Regions from separate parts of the Homo sapiens genome. Here region 1 is linked to region 2. The links are chromatin loops, found by intact Hi-C in ENCODE. Cell type or tissue: endothelial cell of umbilical vein. All regions are shown on one strand. Each heading gives the region's core, and the rest is flanking DNA. Links, peaks and the distances in the headings are about the cores only.

The links. Hi-C counts contacts between places; a loop is a spot of excess contacts. Peaks named below come from ENCODE experiments on the same cell type or tissue, not always from the same donor. Only the 100,000 strongest peaks of a DNase experiment are listed, where the experiment ranks them.
Region 1: a loop joins it to region 2, with 2.1 times the contacts of the local background. A loop is called at or near these places in 3 of 110 quality-filtered maps.

What each region holds. Positions count from the first base shown.
Region 1 is chr6:84,210,261-84,218,600 of GRCh38, forward strand. CEP162 (centrosomal protein 162) reads right to left here. Exons shown (of 27, transcript NM_014895.4): 4 at 5,516-5,662; 5 at 5,022-5,205; 6 at 2,697-2,764. Among named protein-coding and RNA genes, the nearest start is that of CEP162, 13 kb to the right of the region's middle. In endothelial cell of umbilical vein, for the core only: no CTCF peak of the experiment used is centred there; no DNase peak of the experiment used is centred there.
Region 2 is chr6:84,047,593-84,055,932 of GRCh38, forward strand. It overlaps MRAP2 (melanocortin 2 receptor accessory protein 2), which reads left to right. Exons shown (of 4, transcript NM_138409.4): 2 at 7,720-7,853. The coding sequence starts at 7,727. Among named protein-coding and RNA genes, the nearest start is that of MRAP2, 18 kb to the left of the region's middle. RefSeq lists an enhancer at 4,182-6,034. In endothelial cell of umbilical vein, for the core only: no CTCF peak of the experiment used is centred there; DNase peaks (open chromatin) are centred at 4,769 and 5,109; H3K27me3 peaks cover 155 bases.

The DNA.
Region 1 (8,340 bases), core at 305-8,304, 160 kb after region 2:
AAAAGAACCTTTTGGAAGACATTTTTCATCTTTTGTTGGCAAACTTAGCTGCAAATTTTTAATTTTTTGCCAATCTAGAGGACTTTCTCCTCTGCCATGTTGGAGTTAAAGGGATTGTACTTTCTTTGTAAACAACACAATATATAAAACAACTATTTTCAGATATTAGACAACTGGCAGCAAAAAAATGTGATTCCTAAGAAAACAAGTGAGCTAGCCTACAATTACCTGAAGGCACATATGTTCTGAAGTAGTGAGCAGGGGCGGGGAGATTGGGACAGTATCACTGAGTAGAGGAGAGCGAGATAAGTTCAGAAAGGCTGAGGCAATTTATAAAATATAAGACAGTAATCAAGAGAGGAGGTGCCTAAGTGAAAACAAAGCCCCAGAAATCTGCATAGGGTGCCCTTGAGTCTTTGCTGAATACTAAGCTGTTAATGCATAAAATGAGCCAAGAACAAGTGGGATGCTGTAAGTTAGACAATTCTCACAGTTCATACAAGACAGGGAGACTTTTGAACTCTAATCTGCTTAAGTGGAGAGACCTCATTGATCACTAGGGGCATTGGGATGTGCCTTAGCAGTAGGGTTAGAGGTTACTAGAGCTACTCTAGACTTCTGCTAACAAAGCATAAGAAAAGCCTTGAAAAAAATCAAGTGGTAGGATCAACTACTTACCAGACAAGGCTCAATAATACTCTTTAAAAGAAGAAAATAAAATCCAGACACTGAATAACATAAAATTCACAATACCCAATATCCAATAAAAAATTACTAGACTTCTAAGAGGCAGGAAAAAGTGTCACGAAACTAAATAGCCAACAGAAAAGACACACAGAAATGAACAAATACTGAGATCTGTAAAATATGTTTAATATTAAGGACTTGAAAAAAATGAACATAATGAAGAAAAATGCTAAAGAATTTTAAAACAAAGATCCAAAATGAACTGTTAGAGTGAAAGAAAAAAAAAAAGGATGGGATTGGGCCAGGCATGGTGGCTCATGCCTGTAATCCCAGCACTTTGGGAGGTCAAGGCAGGCAGATCATGAGGTCAGGAGATCAAGACCATCCTGGTTAACACAGTGAAACCCCGTCTCTACTAAAAATACAAAAGATTAGCCAGGTGTGGTGGTGGGTGCCTGTATCCCAGCTACTCAGGAGGCTGAGGCAGCAGAATGGCATGAGCCCGGGAGGCGGAGCTTGCAGTTAGCCGAGATGGTATCACTGCACTCCAGCCTGGCTGACAGAGCAAGATTCTATCTCAAAAAAAAAAAAAAAAAAAAAAAAGAGATTAATAGCAGATTAAAGAAAGGAAAAAAACCAGTAACTTGAAGCAAAAGAACAGTGATAGGAACTGTTCTATTGTGAACAGTGAAGCACAGAAAGAAAAAAAGTTTTTAAAAAATGGAATAGTCTTAGTGACCCATAAAACAAAGCTTAGCATTCTAACATAATTAGGGTCAGAGGGCAGGAAGCGGAAAGCAGCATTATTATTAATATTTTAAGAATTTATGGCCAAAATATTTTTTATTTTGATGGAAACTATAAATCCATAGATCAATGATGCTCAACCAACTCTGAACAGAATAAATATAAGAAAAGCATACCATGATACACCATAGTCAAATTGCCAAAAAAAAAAAAGGATAAAACCTTGAAAATAGAGAAAAAAAATACATGATATATACAAAATCACAATAATAGGAATTACCGGAAACTTCTCATGAGAAATAAGGTCAAAAGACAATAGAATAAAATCATTAAACTGCCCGAAGGAAAAAAAAACACTACATAAAATTCTGTATCAAGTAAAAGTATTCCTCAAAAACAAAGGCAGAGTATATTTTCAGACAAACAAAAGCTGAGAGAACTTGTTCCTAGCAGTAACCTGCACTACAAGAAATGTGAAAGGAGGCTCTTCGTGGTGAAGAAAAATAATTTGAGATAAATTCAAATCTACACAATGGAATACAAAGCACTGGGAATGGTAAATATATGGATAAATACACATTTTTACATAAATATCTATTATATTCCTTAAAAGTACTTTTAAATGATAATTGATTGCTTTAACAACAATAATAATAATGCACTGTGGTGTTTTTAAGACATGTAGAAGAAAAACGTTGACAAAAATAGCAAAATGGTTGAGGAGAGTTTATTGTTGTTAGAGTTCATATAAATACAGTGATATAACATTATTTGAAAGTAGATTGTGATAAGGTAGACATATATTGTGACTCATAGGGCAACTAAGAAAAAAATACAACAAAGAAGAATAGCTAAAAAGCCAAAATAAGAATAAAATGGAATACTATAAGTAATACAATAGAAGGAAGGACAAAAGCAACAAAAACAAGAAGATGAAAAGAAAACAAATGGCAAAACCGTAAACAACTATATCAATAAATACACTGCTGTAAAGGGTAAAAACACATCAATTAAAAGGCAGAGACTGTCAGATTGAACAAAAATGCTAAAACCAGCTATATGCAGTCTATGAAAAAAACCTTTTTAAGGCAGTTCACTTTCAACAATTTCTTAGCAGCTCAGTTTATAACACAGGCAAACCCACTCTATTCAAAGCTCTGAGACAATATGATTTTCCTTTTAATTATTTTTCTTATTAATGTCTTTATTAAAAGCTATATTATCTTTTCAAATATTATAAATTTAAGAACCAATGAAATTACCTGCCAGTTCTTCATGTTTCGATTCATTCTCATGTTCGTCATCAGTTAGTTCTGCGTTGGCTTGATTACTGGAAAAAATATTTATTTAATTTAGCATTACATGTTAAAAACATATTCTCATGCAACTCTTTCTGTATACCGTTTTAAAAAATCCCTAAAATTATACATGTCCTCTCTCAAGTCCTTTTGTTCTATCAAAAGCTAAAAATTTGGGAACTTTAAGGAAAACGTTTTGAAAATAAAGCATCTTCGAAGCATTTGATTAATTGCAGTTTAAAAGTAATACAAAGGAAAAAGATGCCCTATTTCTTAAATATACACAATTTTATTACTATGTGCATTTACATGTACAAATATTATCTTACAACCCTAGATATCCCTTCTACACTAAAGATTAGAAACTGACCACAAGCTATGAGAACCAGTGAAGTCCATATGAAAGCCAGAAAAAAAATGCTAAGGTCAGCACTTACATGCTAATAAGCAATTTAATCCTGAAACAGAAGCTGAATAGGAGCCTTAAAACAAAACCTAAGCAAGGGGACAAAGGAGCTTGAGTATGATTTAATTATATTGGATGTATTAGTTCATATACTGCTTTCTCTCAAACCAAGAATCAGTTCTACCTTTTCAGTCTATCAACCCTATTTAGTGAGATCGTTAGAGAAACTATAAGACTATATAATAATGATGAGAGCTACAAACACCTAATATTGCATGTTCAATGCTATTCTGTACTTTGACCGGCCTGTTCTACAGCAGAAATATCAATAGATAAGAATACTGTTAAGAAATAAGAAAAAAGTTAAAAAATGTAGCAAAGTGGCAAAAAGTTGTGGCCCACAAACCCGCGCATGCTTAATCTGTATTGACAACGTTGGGAGAGGCAATGACCATAGGCCCTGAGTGTCCCTGCACATTCTTGCTGAATATGCCAAGAGTACAAGATGCTGATCATTTTTCACCATGCCATTTGGGTAACATTTCCGACCAAACAAAGAGCAGGCTTGTTTCCACTTACTATAAAAGTAATACATTTTCGCTGGGCGCGGTGGCTCATGCCTGTAATCCCAGCACTTTGGGAGGCTGAGACAGGTGGATCACAAGGTCAGGAGATCGAGACCATCCTGGCTAACACAGTGAAACCCCTTCTCTACTAAAAAATACAAAAAATTAGCCAGGCGTGGTGGCAGGCGCCTGTAGTCCCAGCTACTCGGGAGGCTGAGGCAGGAGAATGGTGTGATCCCGGGAGGTGGAGCTTGCAGTGAGCCAAGATCGTGCCACTGCACTCCAGCCTGGGCGACAGAGCGAGACTCCGTCTCAAAAAAAAGTAATACATTTTCCAAGCTCAGTGTTCCTCTTCTGTAACACAGCCCATTGTGTGTGAATACATCCATTATGGATCCTTTGACTTGCCCTCAGCATAATCATAGGGCATGGGGAACCAATGCGAACAAATGCGACACTCAGGTACTGCCTTTGTTCTTTAATTCTGATCCAGGAATCTTCTGTCTATTGTCAACATCATAAAACCGGAAGGCTAGCTTGTTAGCTTGCCAAGTAGGGTAAAAATCTCAGACCCCGCAAAGTTCATGAAGGTAAATGCATTTCTTTATCCACTGTCTATAAAAAACTAACCATCCTGCAGAGCCTAGGCACTCTAATAATCAGAGATTATGATTCTCCTGACCCTTAATTATACCTTTGTGATCTCAAAATCCTAAATAAAATTATGATCTTCTTTCCATTCATAATTTTAAGAATTACATGGATAACTAAATAAGGGCATTAAAGACCTCAGGTTTCAAAGGTCTTGAGAATGGCAATGGTCTAGTGTAATAAAGAGAGGACCAGTTCAGTGAACTAGTGGGATTTCTAGAATAAATGAGGTTTCCCGATAACCATCAGGGCCAACCATACAGAGGTTAAGACACAGATCAAACTTGTCTTTGCTCCTTGGTTCCCACTTCCCTTTCTGTTATTTTTTTTCCTGAGTTTATAATGGTAACCTGGACTCTCTTTATTTGTCTGTGGAAAATGAATTAATAAATGACTTTCCTAGTAAGGACTTCTTGGCAATGTACTATTAGTCTCAATAGCATGAAATTTCAGATTGTGGAGGCAGCATGGGCTCTCAAATACCAAGAAACATATTCTACTCACACATAAGAAAAACCCTAACTATAAAATGAACAGATAATAGATTTAAAAAATAAGATTTAAGTTTGCCTGTTATAATGTTTACCTATTTAAAATCACACATATATCAGCCTTCCAAAAACATAGAAATCATAAAAATCATTAATAGTTTACACTGTACTTTACCTATGTAAAGCTTTAAAATGTGTAGAGTCATTAGAATCCAATTCCTTATTTAATCTCGAATAATCAATGGAAGATGTCAAGCCTTTCTCAAGCCTGGCAAAAAATTGTTCTTTCTCCTCTTGTTCTTCTAATGTGTCCAATCCCACTCCGAGACTACTATGGTTGAGCTCAGAAACTACTAGTTCTAAATGGAAAGCACAAATATATTTTAGTAATATACAGAATTTTGAAAACATTGATTTGAATGATGCATTTATTGACATTATGTAGTAAATTTTAAAAATTTTACAAATATTTACTCTCACTCACCAAATATGAATTCATATTAATAATACGTAAGGTTTAAAGCTTCTCTAGAATAATTCTAAACCTCTAGGAAGATATTAAATCTGTCTACATGCTTCAGTAAAGGAGGCTTCAAGATAATTTTTGTAATTCTGAATATAAGCATAACAATTAATAATTTACCAACTCATATCCCTTGCATTTCTTACCATTTGTTTCTAAGCTATCAGTACTTAAGAGAGAGGTTCCACTGCTCTTAAGAAATTGAATCTTTTCAGCAGACTCCTCTTCTATTTCCATAACAGGCTGAGAAGTCTTCTTTGTTTTCAAATAGCTCACATTTGTTCCAAGAAGTCCTAGGTACACAATTTAATACAGATGAAGATTTATGTTCAAAGAATTGTTTTGGCCACTATGACAACACAATAATAATGTTATGCTAATTTTGTGCACAGTAGCTATAAAATAAATCTGCTCTATTAAATAAAAATCCATCAGACCTAACACTCACAAAAGAAAGATTATAATTCTATTTGGTGGCACTGTATCATATTAAATAGAATACTTCAAAGAGTTGCACCATGAGACAAAATTTTTTAAAATTACTTTGAAGTAATTACAAGTACTTAATACAGTATACCATGACACTTCAAAGAGTATCTTCTGCCTTATTCCCTCTGTTCTTTACATTTCTCAGAGAGTTTTTGGTGCTGAACTCTTAACACTATTGGAAATAGACTGTGGGTGGCATGAATTACTATAACAAAATACAAGGTGGCAAAGTAGGTACAATTAAAAACCTACTAGGTTAGACAGAAGCCTTCGTTAGTGTAAATATCATTTCAAAAAATAGATGGAAATAGTAAAAGCTCTTTCAAAGTCATTATTTCTAAAACAATGGAATCAGTGGCTCACTGCAGGAGAGGTTCTCATGCCAGGTTATGTGCATACTGTTGGGGACGGGAGGGTATTATAGTCTCTCACAGCATTCAGGAATTTGAAATTTTCTCTAAGGCTAATATATATTAAGCATATTAAAAGTTTTTTATGACTGATTAGATATTTGATGATACTAAGAAATTATTATAGATATTTCTTAGACATTATTATGGTTATATTTTAAAAAGAGAGTATTTATTTTAAGAGATACTTTGAAATATATGTGGAGAGAATTGATATGCTGTTGGAGATTTGTTTCAGTATAATCCTGAGTGTCAGAAAGTGGAGAACAAGAGAGAATATTGATGAAAAATGATTGACCATGAGTTAATAACAACTGTTGCAGCTAGGCAATGGGTACATGGGAGTATGTGGTACTTATGTATATGTTTGAATTTTTTTATAATAAAAAGTTTCAAAAATGTTCTATGAATCCTGGGTAAAAAAGTATAACTTATGTTTATGTAGCAAAGGTTCTGAGTATTACTTATTTTATTCAAATTTTTTGACAAACTATGTACCTAGAACATTGTTAGTGCCAGCTATACAATGAAGTCCTTTACCATCACGAAGGTTAAAATCTAACAGGAGGAGACAATCAACAGCAAATATTTATGGGTGCCTACTACACACCAGGCATTGTTCTAAATGCTGGGGCTTTATCAGTGAATAAAAAAAAACAAAAATCCCTGCTTATTCATGTGATTTGAGGCAGGCAATAAGTAAAATAAGTAAGCACATTGCAATTAAATAGTACATTAGAAAACAGTTAAGTGCCAAGATGAAAAATAAAACAAGAAAGAGGAACAGAGAATGCAGGAATGGAGGGTACTACAACTTTAAATAGGATGGTCAGGAAGGCTTTCACTGAGAAGTTAACACGTGAGCTATGGCTTGGTGGGGGTGAGGGACCAATCCACATGAATACATGGGGGAAGAGTGTTTAAGGAGGAGGAAAGCAGTGTACAGCCTCTAAGCCAGGAAAATGCCCAGGCATGTGTGAATAGAAAGGAGGCCAGTGTAGTGATACGGGCATAAGCAAGAGAAAGGTAGTCTAAGTTGGGAGGCCAAAAACGTCAGGGTGCAGGACTGGCATGGGTGGTAGCTTAAAGGTCATTAGCTTTTATAACAAGTGAAATGAGAAGCTATTAGAGGGAAGAGGTGGCTATGATGTGGCAGGCAAGATTTTTTGGTGTAAACAAGTTTAAGGAACTCGGAAGTCAGGTTATTAGAGGCATTAGCTATGTAGTTAATGTAGTCACCAATAATTAGACAAGAGAATTGGAGACTCACAGTGAAACAGCAGCTAAAATCTTTGAGGAATGAGGAGGAATAACCCGGAGTTCAGTAGATAACTGCAACAAAGAGACACAGTAGATAGGTGGTCTGATAGCAAGGTTCATAAGGAGATTGGAAGAACGGTCTAGAAACAGCAATGAACAATAACCTACTCCTTTTCCAAGTCTAATGGAACAAGAGACGTGGCAAAGAAAACAGTAACCATTGGAGGTTACCAGAGAAGCAGCAGTATTCACAGAGCAAAGTTAAATGTGAATTACAACTCTGCTTTGAAGGAATTATATAAGATTAATTGGGGGGGTATACCAAGACAGGAAAATCCAAGAATATTTCCATGAGGAAGTAACATTTCTGCTAAGATGTGAAGAAAGACCAGGAAATAATTAGGTGAACTAGGCCAGGGAGACCAGAACAGGCAGGGGACACAGTAGGTACAGAAGCATGACAATGGGAGGGGCAGGCCACATTTGCAGATGCAAAAAGGCCAGTGAGGCTGGACCCAGATGGTGAGCGTAAGCCTAAGAGGAAATAAGCCCAGAGCAGGAAGTCAATGGTTGGACCGTGCTCGTCCTCATAGGCCAGCAGAGGGTCTTGCTCTGTATTCCAAGAGCACTAGAAAAAACTGGTAAAGCTATACAGTATCAAAATTTCCTTATTTTAATAGTATATGTTTGTTGTAAAAAACTGATATATGGAAAAGGTAAATAATTATGAGTAATGTTTTATTTTTGTTTTTTGCTTTTTAATATTCTTTTGTTCTTTGTTTTCTTCAAAAACCAGAAGACTGAAAATGTGT
Region 2 (8,340 bases), core at 264-8,263:
TTAAATATATTTACATTGTTGTACAACCATTACAACTATCCATTTCCAGAACTTTTTCATTATCTCAAACTGAAACTCTTTTACTGGTAAATAACAATTTCCCATTTCCCTACCCTTAGCTCCTGATAACCACCATTCTATTAGGTTGGTGCAAAAGTAATCATGGTTTTTGCCGTTAAAAGTATTTGCAAAAACCACAATTATGTTTGCACCAACCCAATACTTGCTGTCTCTAGGAATCTGGCTATTCTAGGTACCCTCATATATGTAGAATCATGCAATATTTGTCCCTTTGTAACTGGCTTATTTCATTTAGCATAATGTTTTCAACGTTCATCAATGTTGTGGCATGTTTCAGAACTTCATTGCTTTTTAAGGCTTAATATTGCATTGTATATACAACATTTTATTTATCATTCATCTGTGATTAGACACTTGGGTTGTTTTGACCTTTTGGCTATTGTAAATAATACTGTTATGAACATAGGTGTGTATGAATATCTGTTCAAGTCTCTGCTTGTGGTTCTTTTGTATATATATCCAGAGTTAGAATTGCTATATCATATGGTTATTCCATGTTTAAATTTTTGAGAAACTGCTATACTGTCTTCCACAGCGGCTGTACCTTTTTACCTTCCTACCAGCAGTGCACAAGGGTTCCAGTTTCTCTATACCCTCACCAACACTTATTTTCTGATTTTTGATAATTGCCATCTTAATAGGGTGTGTAGTGGTATCTCATTATGAAGCATTTCTTTTTGATAGTTGATTCTTTGACTTGACACTAGTAATTTAAAGCATGCTTTTCCTAACAGTTTAGAAATAGAGCAAAAATAAAATAGTCATGGGAACCCAGAAAACCTAACTATAATAAAAGTGGCTGGCTTGGTATTCTACTGATGCCCTCAACTTGCCTAGAATTTTTTGAAGTACAGACCAAGAAAAGCAAGGTCTAGAAAAGGCGAGAGTTAAGCCTATGCCTTTCCTGTGATGGGGAACCCAACTCAACCATGATAGCATGTTGTGGTGGCAACCATTGACACTGGAATAAAGGATGGCAGTCTAACACGTTGACACACATGTAGTGGGATGGAGCATTAGGGTCCTGTTTTGTCGTATTATTATAACTCCCTTGTCCTGATTCTACATTCACCAGCTAATCTTCTGATCTTAAATTTTGTTTCCCAGACCACGTAAAACATGTGCTGTGGTCAGCTTGGCCATTGTTTTCCTAATTCAACAAATGGATATGCTCATTATAAATCATTCTGCTATGCTTGATTAGCATGACTGAGTCCATAAGGGCTTTCTCATCTCTGGAAAACTGAAAATTCAGCTCCCTGAATCTGTAGAGCCAGGGGCGGAGGTGCAGTCGCATCTCAGGGCCATGCCTCTTCTCTTCTCTGGAAATTTTCTCCAGATGGAGACTTTACAGCTTCTTTCCTGGTGTGTAACATGAAATTCTTGATGTCCAGCTGAAGTCTATTAGAATGGGACTAGTCTGTGGAGTACTACAGAGCCAGGAAACACTCACTTTAAAAATTACTTCTGGCTGGGTGCGGTGGCTCATGTCTGTAATCCCAGCACTTTGGGAGGCAGAGGCAGTCGGATCGCCTGAGGTCAGGAGTTTGAGACCAACCTTGCCAGTGTGGTGAAACCCCTTCTCTACTAAAAGCACAAAACTTAGCCAGGCATGGTGGTGCACACCTGTAATCTCAGCTACTAGGGAAGCTGAGGCAGGAGAATCGCTTGAACCCAGGAGGCGGAGGTTGCAGTGAGCCAAGATTACACCACTGCACTTCAGCCTGGGTGACAGAGGGAGACTCCATCTCAGAAAAAAAACACACAAAAAACAAACAAAACAACAACAACAACAACAAAAAACTTACTAGCCTGTTTACTACTATATAGGTGCCCAGGGCATAACAGGAAGATGTAGATTTATGAATCCAAACTGCTTGTCCCCTTTGAGACACCAGCTGGTGAAATAAGGGTGCCCACTTCTTAATTAAGCAATTCTTTATTTCAGGTGGTGACTGAATATCTATCAGTGTAAAATATTAAGTCCCATTTCTGTTTTTGGAAGTTGATCTTCTATTGGCATTGATTTTTATGTTAAGATGGAAGAAGTCTTCAGGCTTGGGAACACTTTTGGTTAGCTGTCTTGCTGCTGGAAACAAGTTGCTTATGTGCACAGGAGAAGGGGGGATAGGCAGGAAATAGATACATCCTGAATTCTCTTGTTAGCTGTCAGTCACCATTTTTTGAGGACTGCTGGGTAATTGAGTACTTTCTAGGATACACTAGAGAATGGCATAAAACTTGGCAGTGTAGAAAAATGTGGGAAGTATGTCCATTTGAAAACGAAGAGCCCAGCGTGCGTGCATTCATGTGTGTGTGTGTGTACGTGCGTGTAATGTCTCTAGACTGAATTGAGTGGCCAGAGCATCAGACTTCAAAAGTAAGAGTCATACTCGAGTCAAAATAGTCGTGAGGAGGAGAAGACTACAAAGTCCTGGAAGCATGACCTTTTTTCTTTAATTGGAGGAGAGAAAAATCCACGCCCCAGGAAAGACATCACTGACTTAAAATGGATTCACAGAAAAAGAATCAGCAGACCTGGGAATTAAGTGGGAAGTGCCAGTAGAAGGTGATGGTTCACGCAGACTCTATAAAAAGCAGAAGTAAACTTGAGAATAACACCATGTTACTGTTTTTTTAAAGTACTGCCCTGGGAGGACACTGTGGCAGCTTTGAGAGGGTCAAGCATGATCCCTTGCTGGGAGGCATTGCCTTATAGAGATGCTTTAAGAAGATCCAGCTGGCTCAGAGTGTGATTCATAACCTTGAAGTCTCTCATTTTCTGTGTGGCCCTACCCTAGGCACGAGTAAGCTGGGTGCACCATTGTTCTGTGCAAGGAGGAAATTAAGCTTCTAAAGTTGCGATTCTGAAGTTCCCACCTTGGGCTCATCAGCCACCAAAGTGCAGCGTGTCTGAGCTTTATCTTTGGTTTCTCAAGTCTCCTTGCTGGAGGAAAGACAGCGTTATGAGTCACAAGGGTGACTTCTCTATGTTGTGCGGGGGACAGTCATTCCTGGAAGTAAGAGGAAGAAGGATAAGAACAGGTAACTGAAAAGACCTTTCTGGCCTGGGCCAGATCAGAGGTTGGTGGTCCTGGGTGGCATGCCTACTTTTGGAGTTTGAGGATTGAAGAGGAAGGTGAGAGAGTCATTGCAATTGGGAACTTTGATCATCTGACTGGCCATTAGGTCTTCCCCTGTACAAACTGGTCAGCATAGGTCTTTGGATTTGTGGCACTGGCTGGCAGTTTCTTGGAATGCCTTAGTAGCTGTGCTGTCAGTTGTGTGCATGTTTGTGTGGGGGCATGCTCATTTTTCAGGGTTTCTGGCACCTTTTGGATTTCTTCTTAATGTGCTAGTCCTGTGCCTGGGTTGGTGGTCACTTGTAAAACTCATCTGCTGATGTTTACCCCTTAACATGGAAAAAAAGTGTCTAACTCCAAAGAAGCAGCCCCCTTAACATGCATACCATCGTAATCCACCAGGGATATTGACACAAAGACATTTATTCACTCTTTGAGAAGTTCTATGTCTGAGTACATCTCCTCAAATTCAGGGAGGTGGAGAGAATTGCTTGATCCATTTTTAAGAAGGTAGAGAGGACTGGGCACGGTGACTACACCTATAATCCCAGCACTTTAGAAGGCCCAGGCAGGCAGATCACCTGAGGTCAGGAGTTTGTAGACCAGCCTGGCCAGCATGGCAAAACCCTGTCTACACCAAAAATACAAAAATTAGCTGGATCTGGTGGCATGTGCCTGGAGTCCCAGTTTCTTGGGAGGCTGAGGCGGGAGAATCACTTGAACTCAGGAGGCAGAGGTGGCAGTGAGCAGAGATTGCACCACTGCACTCCAGCCTGGGTGACAGAGCAAGACTCGCCTCAAAATAAAAGAAGGAAAAGAGGCCAGGTGTGGTGGCTCATGCATGTAATCTCAGCACTTTGGGAGGCTGGGGCAGGAGGATCGTTTCAGCCAGGGAGGTCAATGCTGCAGTGAACTGTGATCATACCATCGCATTCCTACCTGGGCAATAGAGTAAGACCTTGTCTCAAAAAAAGGGGAGCGGGGAGGAAAAGAGAGTGCCCAGGAGTGGTGTGGGAACCTGGGTTGGAGCAGGAAAGATTGGATAGTCCAAAGAAGGGATGAAAGTGATGGGAATGTGGGTTGGAGAAGGGGTGATGGTTTAATGAGAGGTGTCTGGGCCTGCTCACCACGCTTTCTCTGTTTGGGTTTGTGATCTCCCGTCTTCCCCAACAATGGGCTGGCCTGGGCCACACTACCCTGTGCACACCTGGAAAAGGTAAGCTTCCTTTCAGGGCTAGCTTTCGGATGCAGTCCTAATCTTCATTTTTGCTTTTGTTGGCAGTGATGCTTTCAGCTGTTCAAAAGAGCAATTTAGTCTCTCCCTCATGCTCCTGGAAGCTTGTTTAGGATATGTTTCCTGTCAAAGAAGTTATTTTTCATGACTCTAATTTTATGAAGAAATCTGACATTAAGAAAATCTCGGTGCGGAGAGGGTGGTTCTCAGGAGTGGCAGCCATACAGAGAGCAGCTGCCCGTGGAGCTGCCGCTTCCTGCTGTTGTGTTCAAGAGAGAGCAGCTGCCGGCCTGTCAGCACCCCAGGGAGTGAGGCTCAGGGCCAGGCTGCCTCCCTCACTGCGTGGGTGGCCGAGATCATGCACACTGTGGCGGGAATAGCAGACTCTGGGGGCTGCTACTTGGACATGCTGGCAGTTCCCAGCTTATGTTTCAGCAAAGCTTGGAGAGTCATTGCTGGGCTTGGTAATGGGGACAACACAGAACACTTCCCTAGCACTGCCGTATGTTTGTTGTTGGTCTTTGTGCATCTGATGGCCTAAGCTGATTAATTTGAGGCTTGCATGAAAAAATAATGCCTTGTGGACTTTTTCAAGGGCACTAGGTGACTGCTTTAAAGAAGAGGTCAGAGGTTCTGTCCTCCAAAGCTATCTTTGGGATTCAAGAAGTGAGAGGAAAGAGGCAGTGGAGACAAATGCCCCTCCTTTTGTTTGAAGGCTACCCAGGCAACTGGTGGCTGCCTGGGGAGAGCTGGTGTCACATTTCATTCTGCAGAATGAGAACCTCCTGTAGGCTGGCTCTGGTATTCACTCATTCTTGTCTCTCAGTGTTTGTCAGAGCTTTGCTCCTCTCTTCCCACCTTCAGGACTTTTGCACATGTAGCTTTCATTACCCTTTGGTAATGCCCTTTAGTAATCCATCCCTAAATAGTTCGTTTAGATGAAAGGGAATAGTGTAAGGGGGAGTAAAAGAAGGCATGTCTCTATTGTAGGGTGGGTGGTTGATATTCCTTACAGTTAACTCTTACACACTGACCGGCCCCATGAGGGTGGTGTTACTGCTGCTTTCTGACTGGTCTTGTGGAACCTGGTAGCCACAAATGGGGGTCCCCACCGTGTGCTGACATTGAGAACTGCGTGGCCGTGGGAGAACAGCTCTCGGTTCTGTGGTGTGCTGAATAGACGACACCCTCCATCTTTATTTTCTTTATTCCTTTAAGTACTTTTCCCTATTTTTCTATTCCAGATGAAGTTTAGTCCCTCCCTCTGCTCTGCTATTATAGTAGCTGTAATGTTGATTTCTACTAAAAATGATATGATCAAACCAGACTTCATCTTATTTTCCTTAATAAAAAAAGGAGAGAAAGATTATCATTTTATTTTTGAGTTGGTAGAATAGCATGAATCCCAGGATGTAAATGTTGATCATTTTAACTTTTAAATGATCTAAATGCCTTTAAGTAATTTTTTGTCATAGTTTTATTTATTTGTCTAGGCACCGTGGCTCACAGTTGTAATCCCAACACTCTGGAGGCTGAGGCAGGTAGATTGCTTGAATCAATCAATTAACACTTGGTGCATTTGATAAGAATTGGCTGACCAGGGAGTTGGGTGTGTCTGAAGAACAAAGCGAGGCTTTTCTATTCAAGATCAGCATTTCTAATTAATAATAGTTGTGCTGCCTGCTAATATTTTTCTTAATTTTTCATGCAACATCACATTTAACTTTTATGGCAACTCCATGAAGTGGGTACTATAATCATCTTCATGTTACTAGTGGGAAAACTGAAGCTCAGATTTTTCAGGGCTCTAGAGCAGGGATTGGCAAACTTTTTCTATAAAATACCAGAAAGTAAATATTTTAGGCTTTTTGGGCCCATCCTTTGAACAGTATGATGATGTGGGGTTGGAGTCTTTTTTTGTGGAGTCCATGTCTGGGATGGGAAAGAAGGGGTAAGGGAAAGGGGAGAGTGATGCAGAAGTGGGGTGGAAGGGTGGTGGTGATTTTGCCTCAGCTTCCCTGAGGATTGTGCCCTGGAGGCAGTGGGGACGGATGCGGGCGAAAGAAACCTCAGAAAGCTCTTGAAGTGGGGCTGCTTCAAGAATCTTGAAGCTCAAGATGACTGGTGACTGCTCAGTGAATCTTTGTTACCGCTGACATTTCATTCAGATTTTCCCTTATGTTACTGCTATTTGTCACTTTGTCTTCCTTTCTCCATTATAAGGGAAGGTCTGTGGAGTACTGATCTGTCTCAGGCATCTCTGCCCACCCCACAGTGTGCGGTGTCTTGCACACAGTAGGTGCTCAAACACAGTTATTGAACACAGGCTGCATTGACTTATCACCTTCGGTATCCGTGCTGCGCAGTGCAACCATCTTCTCCCAAAGAAGTCAGGATTTTTTGGTCTAAAATAGTCACAGTTAACAAAGATACTTGGGAAATCCTGAAAATATCATAAATTTCAGGAGTAAGCAGTTGGACAAGTTGTGGACTTCTGTTGAGTATCTTCTGCAAGATCCACTATGCAACTTTTGCTGCCTGTTTTTCTTTATTCACTCCATTTTATTAAACTTAGTTTCCTCCAAACCCACTGGAAGCAAGAAAAGCAAACAAACAAAACCTTAGGTTGCTCATCTCCATTGTTGCATAGTAGGTGTTGAATGGATACCTACTGAGCTAGTTCATTTCTGATACTAATTTGATTACTTCTCCTGAACATTCTTTCTTCTTACAGAACTCTCTGTCCTCTACCTCCCAAATCCCACAAAACATCTCGCCTCCACACATAGGCTGATTGCTTGGGAATGGTACAGGAGGCCCTTGGTGATTCTAATTGATGAAAGACTAAAAAATTCCCTTATAGGGGAACATAAATCAATGTCAATCTGAGATTGAGTAATACATCAAATTAGTATCAGCAATGAACTAGTTTCAGCAGGCTCTTTACATACTCTTGCAGGTATAGGTGCTGAGGCTGAAGCTGTAAGCTCAGAGATTTTGACATACTCTTTCCCTCCTTTCCTTCTTTCCTTCATCAGTTACTGAACATTTGTTATGTGCCAGGCATTGGGTTAAGTTCAAAAAAATATACAGTGTCTGATTTCAAATACATTATTCCACTCTAGTGGCAAGAGAAAAGGAAGTAGTGGCCACATGATATGAGGTGTGAGCAGCTGGTAAGAACCTCTCCTGGCCTAGGAGGTAAGACCTCCTCAAGGGGTTTGCTGCCAAACTCCTGAATGCGATCAAGAGTAATTAAGGTAACTGTGCAGCTCTGGATGAATTAACAGGTTCTGCGCTTGACTTTCTCCATTTGTGCAGGTCGGAGATGTCCGCCCAGAGGTTAATTTCTAACAGAACCTCCCAGCAATCGGCATCTAATTCTGATTACACCTGGGAATATGAATATTATGAGATTGGACCAGTTTCCTTTGAAGGACTGAAGGCTCATAAATGTAAGTTTTATACAATTCCTCATTGAAAGCATAATTGTATTTCTCTTAACCTGTGAAATCCCCAAGGATTACTTCTCCTGAGCATTCTTTCTTCTTTACAGAACTCTCTGTCCTCTACCTCCCAAATTCTACAAAACATCTCGCCTCCACACATAGGCTGATTGCTCAGGAATGGTACAGGAGGGCCTTGGTGATTCTAATTGATGAAAGACTAAAAAATTCCCATAGTAGGAGAACATGAATCAATGTCAAGCTGAGATTGAGAATTTTTAAAAAGCATTTGCTTTTTTAGCTCCTCCAAACTGTGAATGTTTGAACTATCAAAAATATGTATAAAAATAGGATCTGGAACTGTTATTTGAAGAACCTTCTTTTGTAACACAGCAGCATCTTTTCATCCCAGTTGGTTTCCTGGAGCTGTGGAGAGCAGTGTATCCATGTGTGCTCATAATGATGGACCAGAATAGCCTGCGATCATTTCTAACAC